2 separate regions of the Homo sapiens genome follow, and region 1 is linked to region 2. A link is a contact called in ENCODE Hi-C or POLR2A ChIA-PET data. All regions are on one chromosome and are shown on one strand. Each heading gives the region's core, a stretch centred on a gene start or an enhancer-like site at or near the end of the contact. The rest is flanking DNA. Distances are from core to core; before and after follow the strand shown. Region 1 holds the start of NEMF (nuclear export mediator factor). Region 2 holds the start of SAV1 (salvador family WW domain containing protein 1).

The links. Hi-C counts contacts between places; a loop is a spot of excess contacts on that map. ChIA-PET counts read pairs that join two places held with the same protein, here RNA polymerase II (POLR2A). Pooled maps may share reads with other maps.
Region 1: a map with no recorded cell type shows a loop between it and region 2 (6-fold over the local background). The contact joins the promoter of NEMF here to the promoter of SAV1 in region 2. A Hi-C loop is called at or near these places in 2 of 37 single-sample maps with no recorded cell type and 16 of 50 pooled maps. POLR2A ChIA-PET finds 5 or more read pairs at or near these places in 3 of 52 experiments (H1, HEK293T and WTC11).

Annotation. Positions count from the first base shown.
Region 1 is chr14:49,849,188-49,856,559 of GRCh38, forward strand. NEMF (nuclear export mediator factor) reads right to left here and starts at 3,601. Exons shown (of 33, transcript NM_004713.6): 1 at 3,508-3,601; 2 at 2,620-2,688; 3 at 2,376-2,478. The coding sequence starts at 3,566. It also overlaps RN7SL3. RefSeq lists an enhancer at 3,608-3,847 and a silencer at 4,651-4,710.
Region 2 is chr14:50,665,862-50,672,632 of GRCh38, forward strand. It overlaps SAV1 (salvador family WW domain containing protein 1), which reads right to left and starts at 2,445. Exons shown (of 5, transcript NM_021818.4): 1 at 2,013-2,445. The coding sequence starts at 2,106. RefSeq lists an enhancer at 1,443-1,512 and silencers at 1,873-2,002, 2,113-2,682.

The DNA.
Region 1 (7,372 bases), core at 2,351-4,850, 820 kb before region 2:
AGAGGAAAATCACAATCAGTTCTTCCAGAGTCCCTGAGTAATAATTTTATTCAAGAAAAATAAAGACAAAAGGCATCATTGAAAGGACAGAAGTTCACACAAAGGAATAGTAAAAAGGGGATTATTTATCATGGAGAGTACAGATGGACACATAGTACATATTTAAAGCTTGTTTCATTTCCCTATCAACAGCTTGGTGAAATCAACCTGCTGCTGTGTGCCACAAAGCTATAGCTGTCATCCCCAAATGTGAATACTGGAACAACCACTGTGATTTATCACATAATAGACATAACTCTGCCTGTGCCATGCAACAGTAACAGCTCTTTGATTTATAAAGTGCTTAACATTGTCTGCTCCATTGAGGAAATCTTTCTATACATTTAGATTGACACGTACACCTAACCCATAGAATTCTAAGTATTTTTTAAAGTGACTGACCTATTAGTGTAGTCTGATTTGGAGATGTTTACACAATCCCAGTGTCCTATTTCATTGGCCTGTTACCTCATCCATAAAACTGAAATTGTATTTGTTCTTCACAGTCCACTGAGTTGCTAAACAACTTAAATGAAATACATATTATTCATCTGCCTTAAAAAGTGCTACACAACAGGTAGCATTATTATTGTCATTATTATTAAGGACAGGCCCCAAAAGAACTATTTTGGGTTACTATTAAATAAATTAAACTTTAATAATCTGAGAATTTTGTGAAAGCCCTTGTGATATGGAAACACTTACCTAATTTGTAATCCAAAACAGACTCTAAATTGCTGGGGGGTAAAGCTCTTCTCTGTAAAGCCTCTAATGAAATAACTCAATGCCATAACAGATACATTGCCAAAGTAAGGAGCGGAGCAGGAAGGAAATGAACATGTATGGAGTTCTAATATGTGTCAGGTATTGTTTCAGGTGCCTTTCTTTTTTTTTTAGATGGAGTCTCGCTCTGTCGCCCAGGCTGGAGTGAAACAGTGCGAACTCAGCTGACTGCAATCTCTATCTCCCAGGTTCAAGTGGTTCTCCTGCCCCATCCTCCCAAGTAGCTGGAATTACAGGTGTGTGCCACCACGCCTGGCTAGTAGAGACAGGGTTTCACCATGTTGGCTGGGCTGGCCTTGAACTTCTGACCTCAAGTGATCCACCTGCCTCAGCCTCCCAAAGTGTTGGAATTACAGGCATGAGCCACCGCACCTGGTCTGTTTTAGGTGTTTTATATATCATTTCAATTAATCCAATAATTTCATGAAGGAGGTACTATCCACATTTTACATTTAAAGAAACTAAATTCCAAGAGGTTAAGTAACTTTTCCAGGTTATAAAATTACTTTCTGACAAAGCTATTAATTCAAAGTTAAGTATATGTGACTCGAAAGTCTCGTGTACCACATGAATTTTCAATCTATATGTTACATCAATAAAAGAATGGGTAGCATGCCCACCCATGTAAAAATCTGTTTTAATAGTAAAAACAAAACAGAAAAATAAAAAGACTTAGTAACATATTAATGTCAGTGAGTATTCCAAAAAAAAAAAAATACTGACTGGGTACAGAGGAATACGACTCACAAAAGTGAGCTCTGGAAGATAAGACTAGGAAAAAAAGGTGGGGCAGGGAGGAGAAAGAACACAGAAAGCCAAGAATGTTAGGCTATAGAATATGGATTTAGAAATCAGGAAACCATAAAAGGTGAGGTAACTAATGAAAATTATACTTTAAAAAAATTAATGTTGGGCCAGGCGCGGTGGCTCATGCCTGTAATCCCAGCACTTCAGGAGGCTGAGGCTGGCGGATCACCTGAGGTCACGCATTTGAGATCAGACTGGCCAACATGGTGAAACCCCATCTCTACTAAAAATAGAGAAATTAGCCGGGTCTGGTGGCACACGCCTGTAATCCCAGCTACTGAGGAGGCTGAGGCAAGAGAATCACTTGAACCTGGGAGGCAGAGGTTGCAGTGAGCCAAGACTGTGCCACTGCACTCCAGCCTGGGTGACAGAGCGAGACTCCTTCTCAAAAACGAACAAAAAAACAAACAAACAAAAACAAAAAAATTAACGTTGGTCTAATTTAGAATTGTTTTGATGCAGAGAAGTGAATTACAGTTAAGGAACTGTAAGGCTGAATGTGATAAAAGCTTGAACTCTAATAGTGACTGTGGAAACAGAAGATCTGGAGCAGAACAGGATGTGAAAGGTAATGGGGAGAAATCAATTAATAAATATTCACTTTATTCAACCCATTATCTGTCAACCACTCCCTTTACCTTCATTTTATCTGCACTTTATTCGTAACAGTGAAGGAAACCCCAATTAAAAACTTAATTGTTAGTGAGCAATCTCTTAAAATTTAGCTTCAAGCGTAACAAGTTTACCTTCATGGCAAAACTAGACGGCATCATATTCTTAGGCCACTCAAATTCTGTTGTATGAATTCGTATGCCAGATTCAAGTAAAAGTGTAGCTTTAAAGTCCGGTCTGTAGAAGAAAAAAGTCGAATTTTTCTTTAGGGTATATGCCAAAGCTAATTGCTAAACAGGCTTAAAATGTAGGTTAAAAAAAATCAGTAATCTCATACTTAATTGTCAAAGAGAAAATAAGCCTATAAAATGTTCTTACTTTTGAAGACGAATAAGGTATGTCTTATTATCCACATCATAAACATTGTTTACTCTCATTCCTAGCAAGCTGCAAAGATAAAGGAAACATGTAACATGTTACACTATTGTCTGAAACATAAAACTACACATAATTTAATAAAAGCTTCGAAAGAGCGGATCTCAGTCTCTAAGGATATGGAGTCAGCCGAGGAGCAGAGTCTGAAAGCCATTTGGAGATTCAGTTCAAAACTTAAGAGTAACGATTTAAAAACAGAAGTGGTCTATCAGCTCTAGGAACAACACACTATAGCTTGCGTCTTCCAAATGACCCAATTTTGGGGGAGAAATACAGTAAAATATAATCCAATTAATTTATTACAAGGGAGAAAAAAAAAAGATAAAAGAGGGCCCCGAAAATATGACAAAGCTCACAGGGCTGAATAATAGAATCCAGACTAGAATCCAGATCTCAGTCCAAATCTGCTCAATCCAGCTAAAACCGCGATGCTCTCTCTCTCTCTGGGGTGAGGGGAGGGAGGTGTTCAAGAAACCAAGCCCCCAGTCTGGAAACCTCTGAAGCAAACGACCACTCTGGCGTCTCGTGTTTTAACAAACGTTTCCTGCCCAACCCGGACAACCCAGGCCAACAATGCAAGAGCTTCGCGCTAGCGGGGCAAGCCAGAGAGCTGGGAGGACGCGGGGGATGGGGCACGAGGTGCCTGGGACCCCCAGGGGTATCCTAAGGGTCACGGGAAAGACACCACACGCCTGCCCACTCAGGCCTAGGCAGGTCCATAGACGCACTAGGAAATAAGGAAACATATCAAGCTGGTCTGTTTGCGCCATGGGACTCCGGCCTCTGCCTCCTGCACTCCCCACACGAGCCTCGTCACTTAGGGTACTGTACCTAGCATTCAGCTCCGCGAGTACGGCGCGGAGGTCAATGGTGCTAAAGCGGCTCTTCATGGCGAGGCCCGAGGGTCACTACCGCAAGTTCCTCTACTGCCCGGCCGGACTCGACGCCACTTCTCCTCCGCGCAGGCGCACTTGGCGGAGCTCTACGGCCGCGCAGAAGACCCAATATTCCTCGAGGCGAACGTATTTGTGTCGCTTTTCTGAAGATTTCGATTGTCAAGTTGCAGCTGACTCTCTTCATTGTACCAAAATTCAAATTCGAATAAAGATTCAAACTGTTCTCTTGAAACTGCATTCCTTCCTGGAACCCTTACGGACCAGTCTGGTTACCGTGCCCCATTGTGTCTTGGGCTCAAGTCAGCCTTCATAGTGACCCCTGCTGGTCGAAACAATTTTCGAGATGATTATCAGGAGTATTTCCCCACAGGGGGGCCGTAGGGCTCAGTGTAGAAGAGCAAGGACCCCTTTCTGCGCGCTTACTTTGACATAAGATTTTGAAATGTAACGAAACGGAACTGCTTCGGTCCTTCTAAGATTATCCTCAACGATCGAGGCGAACTCTCAAAACGGAGTTCCTATTTTGATGGGTCCTGCTCTCGGAAGGAGCATTCTGCAATTGATTACAGGATTCTCATCGAACCTCGGTCTTGGTACCCCTGAGACTCACCGCAGTACCTGGTGTACAATCGGTGCTCCATAAACACTTGGCAGCATGAATGTGCAAGTGTTTAGCTAGATAATGGTGAAATAAGATAAAAATAAAAACAAGAAGATTCCCAATGGGGGTGGGGTGGGAGGGGGGATTCACAGTGTAGTGAGGAAAATAGTCCTGTAAGAATGTAAATTCTGCATTTCTTTTGTCTTAGGATAGATGCATGGGAAGAAAGGCTACTTTATAAGGTGAGAACTCAAAAGAGGCAGGGTCTCACTATGTTGCCCAGGCTGGAGTGCAGTGGCTATTCACAGGCGCAATCCCACTACTGATCAGCACGGGAGTTTTGACCTGCTCCGTTTCCGACCTGGGCCGGTTCACCCCTCCTTAGGCAACCTGGTGGTCCCCCGCTCCCGGGAGGTCACCATATTGATGCCGAACTCAGTGCGGACACCCGATCGGCATAGCGCACTACAGCCCAGAACTCCTGAACTCAAGGGATCCTCCAGCCTCAGCCTCCCGAGTAGCTGGGACTACAGGCACGCGCCACCGCGCCCGGCGCTCGGCGTCGCTGCAAAAGAGCTGCTAGAGGCTTGCAGGCTACACATGGTAGCAACCAGAATTCCTACCACCAGAAGGCGACTCTAAACAGAAAGGGCGCCGCTGCTATTTCAGAACTGGTACCAGTAGATGCAAAAATGGCTATAGCACATACTGCACAGCATTACTGTCATACGGTACAGTAAACCATACAGAATGGCCCAAAATATGAAAGCATTGGGGAGAAGGTGGAGAACAGGGAACTTTTGTATGCTGTTGATGGGAATGTAAATTAGTAGAGCCATTGTGCAAAACAGTATAAAGGCTCCTCACAAAATTAAGAATAGAATTACCATGTGATCTAGCAACAACATCACTATCCTGAAGATATATGTTCATGTTCATTGCAGCATTATTCACAATAGCCAAGATATAGGGATAATCTACTTTTCATCAATGGATGAACGGATAATGAGTGCAAATATATATGTACACACACACACACACACACATACATACATACAGTGGAATATTATTCAGCTTTCAAAAAAGAAATAAATCTTGCTGTTTGCAACTGGCATGGATTTAACAACATGGATGAACCTGGAGGACATTATGCTAAGTGAAATAAGCCAGACATAAAAAGACAAATACTGCATGATCTCACTTATACGTGGAATCTAGAAGTTTCTCATAGAAACAGACAGCAGAAATGTGGTTTCCAGGACTTGGGATGTAGGGGAAATGGGAAGATACTGGTCAAAATGCACAAACTTTCGGTTGTAAGTAGAGTAAGTTATGGAGACTTAATGTACAACATGCTGATTATAGTTCATAGTAATGTATTGTATGCTTGAAATTTGCATGGGAACAGAAAACCAAATACCGTATGTTCTCACTTATAAATGGGAGCTGAATGATGAGAACACATGGACCCATGGAGGGGAACAGCACACACTGGCGCTTATCAGAGGGTGGAGAATGGGAGGAGGGAGAGGGTCAGCAAAAATAACTAATGGGTACTAGGTTTAATACCTGGGTGATGAAATAACCTGTAAAACAAACCCCATGACACAAATTTACCTATATAACAAACCTGCACATATACCCCATGAACTTAAAATAAAAGTTAAATTAAAATAAAAAACAGAAATTTGCTAAGAAAGTGGATATCAAATACACACATACAAAGTGTGAGGTTATGGATGTGTTAATTGGCTTGATTGTAGTAATCATCTCACAGTGTATACATACATCAAAACATCACATGGCTGGGCCGGGTTGCTCACACCTATAATTCCAACACCTTGGGAGGCCAAGGCTGGCAGATGGCCTGAGCCCAGAAGACCAGCCCGGACAACATAGTGAGGCCCCCTCACCAATCTCTACAAAAAAATAAAAAAATTAGCCAGGTGTGATGGCATGTACCTATGGTCCCAGCTACATGGGAGGCTGAGGCAGGAGGATCCCTTCAGCCCAGGAGGTCAAGGCATGGTGGCCATAATTGTGCCACCACACTCCAGCAGGAGCTTCAGAGTAACACCCTGTCTAATAAAAAAAAAAAAAAAAAAAAAAAAAAAAAATTGGCCGGCTGCAGTGGCTCACGCCTGTAATCCCAGCACTTTGGGAGGCCAAGGTGGGTGTATAACCTGAGGTTGGGAGTTCAAGATCAGCCTGGTCAACATGCTGAAACCCTGTCTCTACTAAAAATACAAAAATTAGCCGGGCGTGGTGGCAGGCATCTGTAATCCCAGCTACTTGGGAGGCTAAGGCAGGAGAATCACTTGAACCCAGGAGGTGGAGGTTGCAAAGAGCCGAGACTGTGCCATTGTACTCTAGCCTGGGCAACAAGAGGGAAACCCTGTCTCAAAAAATATATATATATATAATATTTATATATATAGATATATGTATAATATATTTATATAATATGTATAATATATTTATATAATATTTATATAATATGTATAATATATTTATATAATATATAACATATTTATATATATATACACACCTCAAATATATGCAAATTTTATTTGTTCCCATAATTCATTTTACACTACTATAACAGAACACCACAAACTAAGTAATTTATAAAGAACATAAATTTAATGCCTCACAGTCCTGGAGACTAGGAAGTCCAAGATCAAAGGACTGGCATCTTGAAAGGGCTTTCTTGGTGTTACATCCCATGGTGGAAGAGCAACGAGAGAATGAGAGAGACAAGAGGACCAAACTCATCCTTTTATAAGGAAACCATTCCCATTTCTTTTTTCAGTAGCCCGAAACTGAGCCCCAGGCACTGTCTTATATAAAATATTTTAGTCTCTTATAAGCTTAGCATTAACCATCACTATGTTTGGCCTCATCAATAGATGTCTGGAATCTAGAATGAGAGATGGGATTTTTCAGTCCTATGCTTAGAGAGTAAATCAGAGATAGAATACATTGTTGTGTACTGGGGAATCATATTTTCCCAGAAAGACATACAAATGGAACAAACAGAATAGTGGAATTCAATTGAAACCATGTAATACAAAAAATAGTTGTGGTTCTTCTGGGTAAAAATAATGCTAAATTTGTTATTTATAACCCCAAGGGTTAAAGAAAGTACTAATGAAAAAATTTTAGGGCAATGGATTAAATCTTAACATAAGGAAGAACT
Region 2 (6,771 bases), core at 1,195-3,694:
AAAATGTATTCTGCATACTACCATACATAATATGATAAAATATCAATAATCTTATCTATGAACTACACATTAATGAAATGCTCATGAATTAATGTATAAAAATAGGAAATAATATAACAAATTGATAGTTTCTAGTTAAGTAGTTTATTTTGTTGTTCTCACTTCATTTTAGAAACTGCCAAAAATCCTTCTTGAAGCAAACACAATTTCAAAAATAGAACTTAATGCTACTCCCAAATATGTAAAAGTGGATTCCTTTAAAAATTAAAAAATTAGTAGCTCTTTCTTCTCTTGGAATTACCTAGCACTAGCACAGTAATCAAAAGCTAGAAAGCCAAAAATTTATGTATGAAAATTGAAAATAAAAAGCTCTCATTTCAAAGAAGCACACAAATGTAGAAGTGGCTCAAAAAACCAAGCCTGAAACTATGTAATTATAATTCAAAATAGTAGATAATAGAACAACAGCTTTTAGGATACAGTACTTTTAAACACGAAACTTGAAAACAGCTTAAGACATTCCCAGTTAGAAAGCAAATACCTTTAAAACAAGACAAAAACCTGAATATGCAGACCCTCTTATTATTCATCAAGTAAACAATATTGGAGACACTCATATTAATAAGCTTCAGAAACTAACACTGGACAGAAACAAATATCTGAATAAATAAGGCTCAACACTTGATGTAACGACAACAAAACAAAGTAGATCAAAAGTTATTTGCTTAACTGTGACAAACATTAACAAAACTGCACGTTCTACACATGTACCCCAGAACTTAAAGTATAATAAAAAGTGTGACAAACATAATTCACGATTTCAAGTAATGTCTGATAAACTTTATTTGCAGCAAACAGCAAGCTATCACTTAAAAACAGCCAGAAACCTAACTGCATGTGTGACTGAAAATCAAGTTGTTAAAAAAAAAAAAAAACAACTTAAAAATCAAGTTTCGAGTTACTGATGTACTCAACTGACATATATTTTGTTGAAAGTATTGCAAGTACCACCATAAATCTGGAAGGCTGACAATGTGGTTATGATGGAAAAACATGCTCTCCCATCTGTGTGATCTTGGGCAAATACTAGAAACCTAACTTTCCCAATTACAATATGAGGTAATACTTAAGTCACAAGGTTACTACCAGCTTCCAAGAAGGAAACTTAAGCAAAGGGCCCAGGGCGCAGTAAGAGCACCAAAATACCAGCTCCATGCCTCACAAATGTCCTGAACACACAAGAATTAAAAATTCAAGAGATTCAACTCAAAAATCAAATACTTACATTAAGAAGAAAAGCAGCGGGGGACCGGAGGTGGGGATTGGGAGTGGGATCTACCCTATTAAAAAAAAAAACTTTTCGAGGGGGGGGTTCTCTAATACGATAGAAATTATTTTGAGTTGCCTTCTTGGAATCTCACGAATATAGCCAAATACAAAGGCTTTTGGCTCTCTGCTCTGCTGTGTAAGAGTGATGAGGCTTTGGGTGGCGGCTACAAGAACGACGGTATGCTTTTCACCTTCTCAAGTCTGCATCCGGCAGCAGGACTAAGGAATTCTGCCCCAGAGTTCGCACAACTTGCAGCACAGTCGAGAGACACCCGCAATGTTTGCAAACATGACGCACATCTCGACGCATCTAAAAGAGTAAAAAGTGTCCCTGTCTAATTACTTTTACTCCTATAGCATTAGGTGATAAGCAATTTAAATGTTTCCTACTCTCTCTTCCAGTAATCAAAACCAACAACTCTGCCTGGTGGGGCGAGGAAGTCTGTTATTTTTAGGGGGTGCTCTTGGGGGGGTTAGGCGCGGGGGGGACTAACCCAAGTTTCTTACTCTTATGGGCTTTCAATCAACGAATACCACTTCAGACACAAGAAAATCTCAAAACCAGTATTTCACGCGACCAAGGACGAAGGAGAAGCCCTGGAGACCCGCCGGCGCCCCCGCCAGGGTCCCCGGAGCACCTGGCCGCCTGGGCCAGGTGTGGGCACGCCCCGCCTGACACTCACTCCGAAGCAGAGGCGACGTCTCCTTCTTCACGTACTTCCCCTGCACCTCGGCCGGCTTGGACACTTCGTTTTTGGTTTTCTTTCGGGACAGCATCCTTCTCGACGAGGCCCGAGGCCGCGCTGAACTGCCTCCCTAGGGCTCCGCGCCGGGCGCCGGCCGTCTCCGCCGCCACCTCCGCCGGCGCCGCCGCCTCCTTCCCTCCCGAGCCGCCGCCTCCGCCGCCGCCTGTCCGGAGCCCGGGGTCGCCCGCAGGGACTGCCGCATGTTCAGGGCGCTAAGCGCGCCGGCCGCCGCTCAGTCGCTGGTCAGTTCCTTCCCGGAAGTCGGCCCGCTCTGCGACGCTGCTCGGGGACGCCGTGAGGAAAGCCCAGCGACGCCGGGCCAGGGCCAGGGCCATGGTCCGCCGCGGGCCGCCGAATAACCGCTACCACTACCGCCGCCGCCGCCTACATCCCGTAAACTTTCCCCGCGGCCGCTGGGAATTCTGGGAAGCTCGACGCAGCGCGGGCCGCCGCTGCCCCTCCCCCACCGCGGCTCCAGGCGCGGCTCCGGCGGCGGGACTCGGGTGCCGGCGCTCTAGGCTACCGGGCCGTCCCCGCCGAGCTGCGGCTGTCCTCACTCATCCTCAGCGAGAAGCAGGTCCTGCCGACTGAGAAGATGAAGGACGAAACCTGCCCCGCTGAGTGCGGGAGTTCGTCGCATGCGCATGTCGTGGAACCTACTCTCCACGAGTTTTTATTGTTGTTGCTTTTGTACCCCCTCGGGATCCCTAGCGGAGGCAGTGACTCTCTTTCCCCCCAAGACGTTGTTCCCTGTTTGAAGGTGTTCTTCCTAATGTTTCCTAGGCTGCTGAATTCAGCTCTCTAAAAAATGCGGAATGCTAACCATGACTCCCAGGCAAGTGCTACACCAAAGCATCTATTCTGCTGGAAACGTTCATGCTGATTAACTAGAAATAAGTTGATCCTCTACTGAGTATCAGGGAGTGCGTTTTTCTATAACAGGAAAAAACGGAAGAATGCAAGATGGAATTTCCAGTACCTCTTTTTAAGATACAATTGGTGTTAGCATATTACAATTATTTTATTGCATCATCACTATCATTAGTATGATTAATAGCCACATATTTCCTCCTGACGTTATGTGTTATGATCTTAGAATTTTGAAGACTTTGACCACTGCGAGTCGGGACCGGGAATTTTCTATCTAAAATAATAGACTCTACTTCCTTCTATATAACTTAGCAAGACTGCCAAATGTACAGGATAACATTTGGAAAATAAGATTGGATTCATCCCCTAGTGACCAAATTAATGCTTTAATAATGAGGAATGCTTTCCCTGAGATCTAAAACATCTCACAAGAGATCTAAGACATATATCACAATTAACAAAAGACATGGAATTTTTTACCACGTAAGATTAAGAAGATGGTCAAATGTTTTACCATGAGCAAACAAAGGAGACATTTGATCTAGTGTCTGTCTCCATATGTTCCCTTGGTGCAGATCTCCCACAATTCATTCATTAACCAGGAAATACTCATTACCCACTGCGCTAGTCGTTTGTGATAGAGCAATAAGCAAAACAGACAAAAATCCCTACTGTCATGGGAAAGAGAAAAAAATGACAAAAAATAAGCAAAACATACTATGTTAGATAGTGATAAGTGATGAAGTGAAAATAAGAGAGGACTCACAATTTTTGAGAGGGTAATAGAGGGACCAGAGAAGGCTCATGAGGAGGTGACATTGGAGTTAAGTGACAGAGTGAGGAAATTGGCCATGCAGCTAACTGGAGGAACAATATTCCAGGCAGAAAGAACAGCAAGTGCAAAGTCGCTGCAAGTGGCCATGTTCCTGGCAGATTGGAGGAACAGTAAGAGGGTTTATGTACTGGAAAAGACGGGGAGACGAATGGGGAATGCAGTTAGAGAGTAACAATAGCCACGGCACCTAGGGCTTTGTAGGCCATTGTAAGGAATGTTACTTTGAGCAGAGGAGTGACATGATCTGAGTTAATGTTTTCATAGGACTGCTTTGGATGCTGTGTGGAGAGTAGACAATGGAGCTAAGGGCAAAAGGGAGATCAGTCAGAAGTTATTGCTGGCTTGGACCCAGGCAATAATAGGTGGAGAGGTAAGTGGACATATTTTAGACATATTTTAAAGAAAGCCAACCAAATTTGCTGACATTGAATATGGAGTGTGGGAGTATCAATCACTGCCATGGGTATGAAAATCTTAATAAACAGAATTGGAACTCACTAGAAGCAGAGTGTACTCTGAGAGAAACATTAGAAAAACAGTTACTTGTTCCTGTGGTTCAGAAATAAGGACGAGTCCTAAAGCGTTGATAGTGTGCAGGGAGAAGAAAGAGTGATGAAACTTAAGTGAGAGCACAATGGGGTTTTGTTACACATCAGGGTATGAAGGCGGGAGCTGAAGGAGGAAGGGGGAGCCAAAGAAGTGCCAGGTTTCTGCCTAAGGCTTACCTCAGAGAAGGACAAAAGGATATTAGCATCTTGTTAATAAAGGCAACTCTTCACACCTGGAGTTTTCCCAGAGCCTGAAGTACGGGGACACCTTTCACATGTGCGGAGGAAAGAATCCTAGAATTTTATAGTTGAAAAAGAATTCTGAGATTGCCTAGGCTCACCTCATCAACATCAAAAAGGAACGAGAAAAATTAAGTGTTTTGTCTCAGATTACATTCCTGGTTAATGACAGAATAGCATCAGAACTGGAGTTTTCAATTCCCTTTTTTTCCCCCCTGAGGCAGAGTCTTGCTCTATCCCTCAGGCAGGAGTGCAGTAGCACTATCTCAGCTCACTGCAACTGCTGCCTCTCAGGTTCAAGCGATCCTCCTACCTTGGCCTCCTGACTAGCTAGGATTACAAGCGCCCGCCACCACACCTGGCTATTTTTTGTATTTTTAGTAGAGACTGGATTTCATCATGTTGGCCAGGCTGGTCCCGAACTCCTGGCCTCAAGTGATCTGCCCGCCTCGGCCTCCCAAAGTGCTGCAATTGTAGGCGTGAGCCACCAGGCCAGCCTCAATTTCCGTTTGGGGCTCTTTACTGCTACGGAACATTCAGAATCCCACTAATGTGAGTCCAGACTGTTTCTAACAGTTGTTTTGAAAGCCGTCTGTGTTCCTTAGAGAGTACTCCCTTTTACAATGCTATTTAATTTCTGTGGATTATAGCAGAGAGAAAGCCTTAATTAGGTGCTCTATTTAAGACAACTAATTTGCCTTTTTATCAAGGAGGGTACATTCCAGAATCAACAATGTGCAGGCAGCATTAGCTATAGCAATGCACAACAAATATGTGAACTTTGAATTTGAATCCTTAAATCTAAAAGCTTTGAATTCATGTTTGTTTTCTAGAAATTCCTTGACTTCTGAGAATTTTTATTAAGGAATTCAGATTTGCTGTAGTTCTACGGAGCTGTAATTCTCCAGACATTGCCTTCAATAATGCTAATACTGCATTCCATAATAGAGATTTTTTTTTTCCCCTTACAGTTACATTCTTAGTGGAGAAAACTGGCAATTAGGGAGCTTCTCATGTTTTAACAACTTTTTTAAAAAATTAATTTAGTATTAAAATTTATTTTAGTGGAGCCTATAAGGTATGACCCTGGGCTAACCTCATAGCATTCTGAGTTCTTAGTTGTCTCATCTGAAAATGAAGAAAGTGAACCATTTGTTTTTTTTTTTTTTTTTTTTTTGAGACAAAGTCTTGCTCTGTCGCCCAGGCTGGAGTGCAGTGGCATGATCTCGGCTCACTGCAAGCTCCGCTTCCCGGGTTCAGGCCATTCTCCTGCCTCAGCCTCCCTAGTAGCTGGGACTACAGGCGCCTGCCACCACACTCGGCTGATTTTTTGTAGTTTTAGTGGAGACGGGGTTTCACCGTGTTAGCCAGGATGGTCTCGATCTCCTGACCTCGTGATCCACCCACCTTGGCCTCCCAAAGTGCTGGGATTACCGGCGTGAGCCACTGTGCCCGGCCAAACCCTTTGATTTCTAAAGTGTCTTTCAGTCCTGGAGTTTTCTGCCATGTAGGCAGAAGGGAATATGCAAAAATAAAAACTTACCTTCATAGGATAAGAGAAATGTTGGTGATTTTCTTTCTTTAAAAAGTTTGTTCTTTATTCAAGTATTAAAGAAAATATTAAAATATCAGCATTATATAAAATCATGATTAGCATAAAAATAAAATTTCGTGCCAGATTGTTACTTTCAAAGACAGCTAAGGTCTTTATGCTATGTTGACTTCCTCGTTGGAAGCATGTAAAATTTTAAAGGGTGAACTATTCAGTGAAAGATTATCCAAGAAAGACAACCAAAATGGAAATAAGCCCTACATATGGCGCCTCAGAAAAAAAAAAAAAAAAAGGAAAAAAGGAGAGGAACTTCTAGTCTACTCTCCAGCTCACTCTTCTTCTTCACATAACAAGATAAACTTAATCTGTCTCAGGAAGATGTAATAATTATGCCAATTATAGCTCTTCAAGTCTCCAAAATTTTGCTATTAAAATATGGGAGGGGGCTGGGCGAGATGGCCTGCGTCTATAATCCCAGCACTTTGGGAGGCCAAGGCGGGTGGATCACCTGAGGTCAGGAGTTTGAGACCAGCCTGGCCAACATGGTGAAACCCCATCTCTACTAAAAATACAAAAATTACCGGGGTGTGGTGATGTGTGCCTGTAATCCCAGCTACTCTGGAGGCTGAGGCAGGAGAATCGCTTGAACTA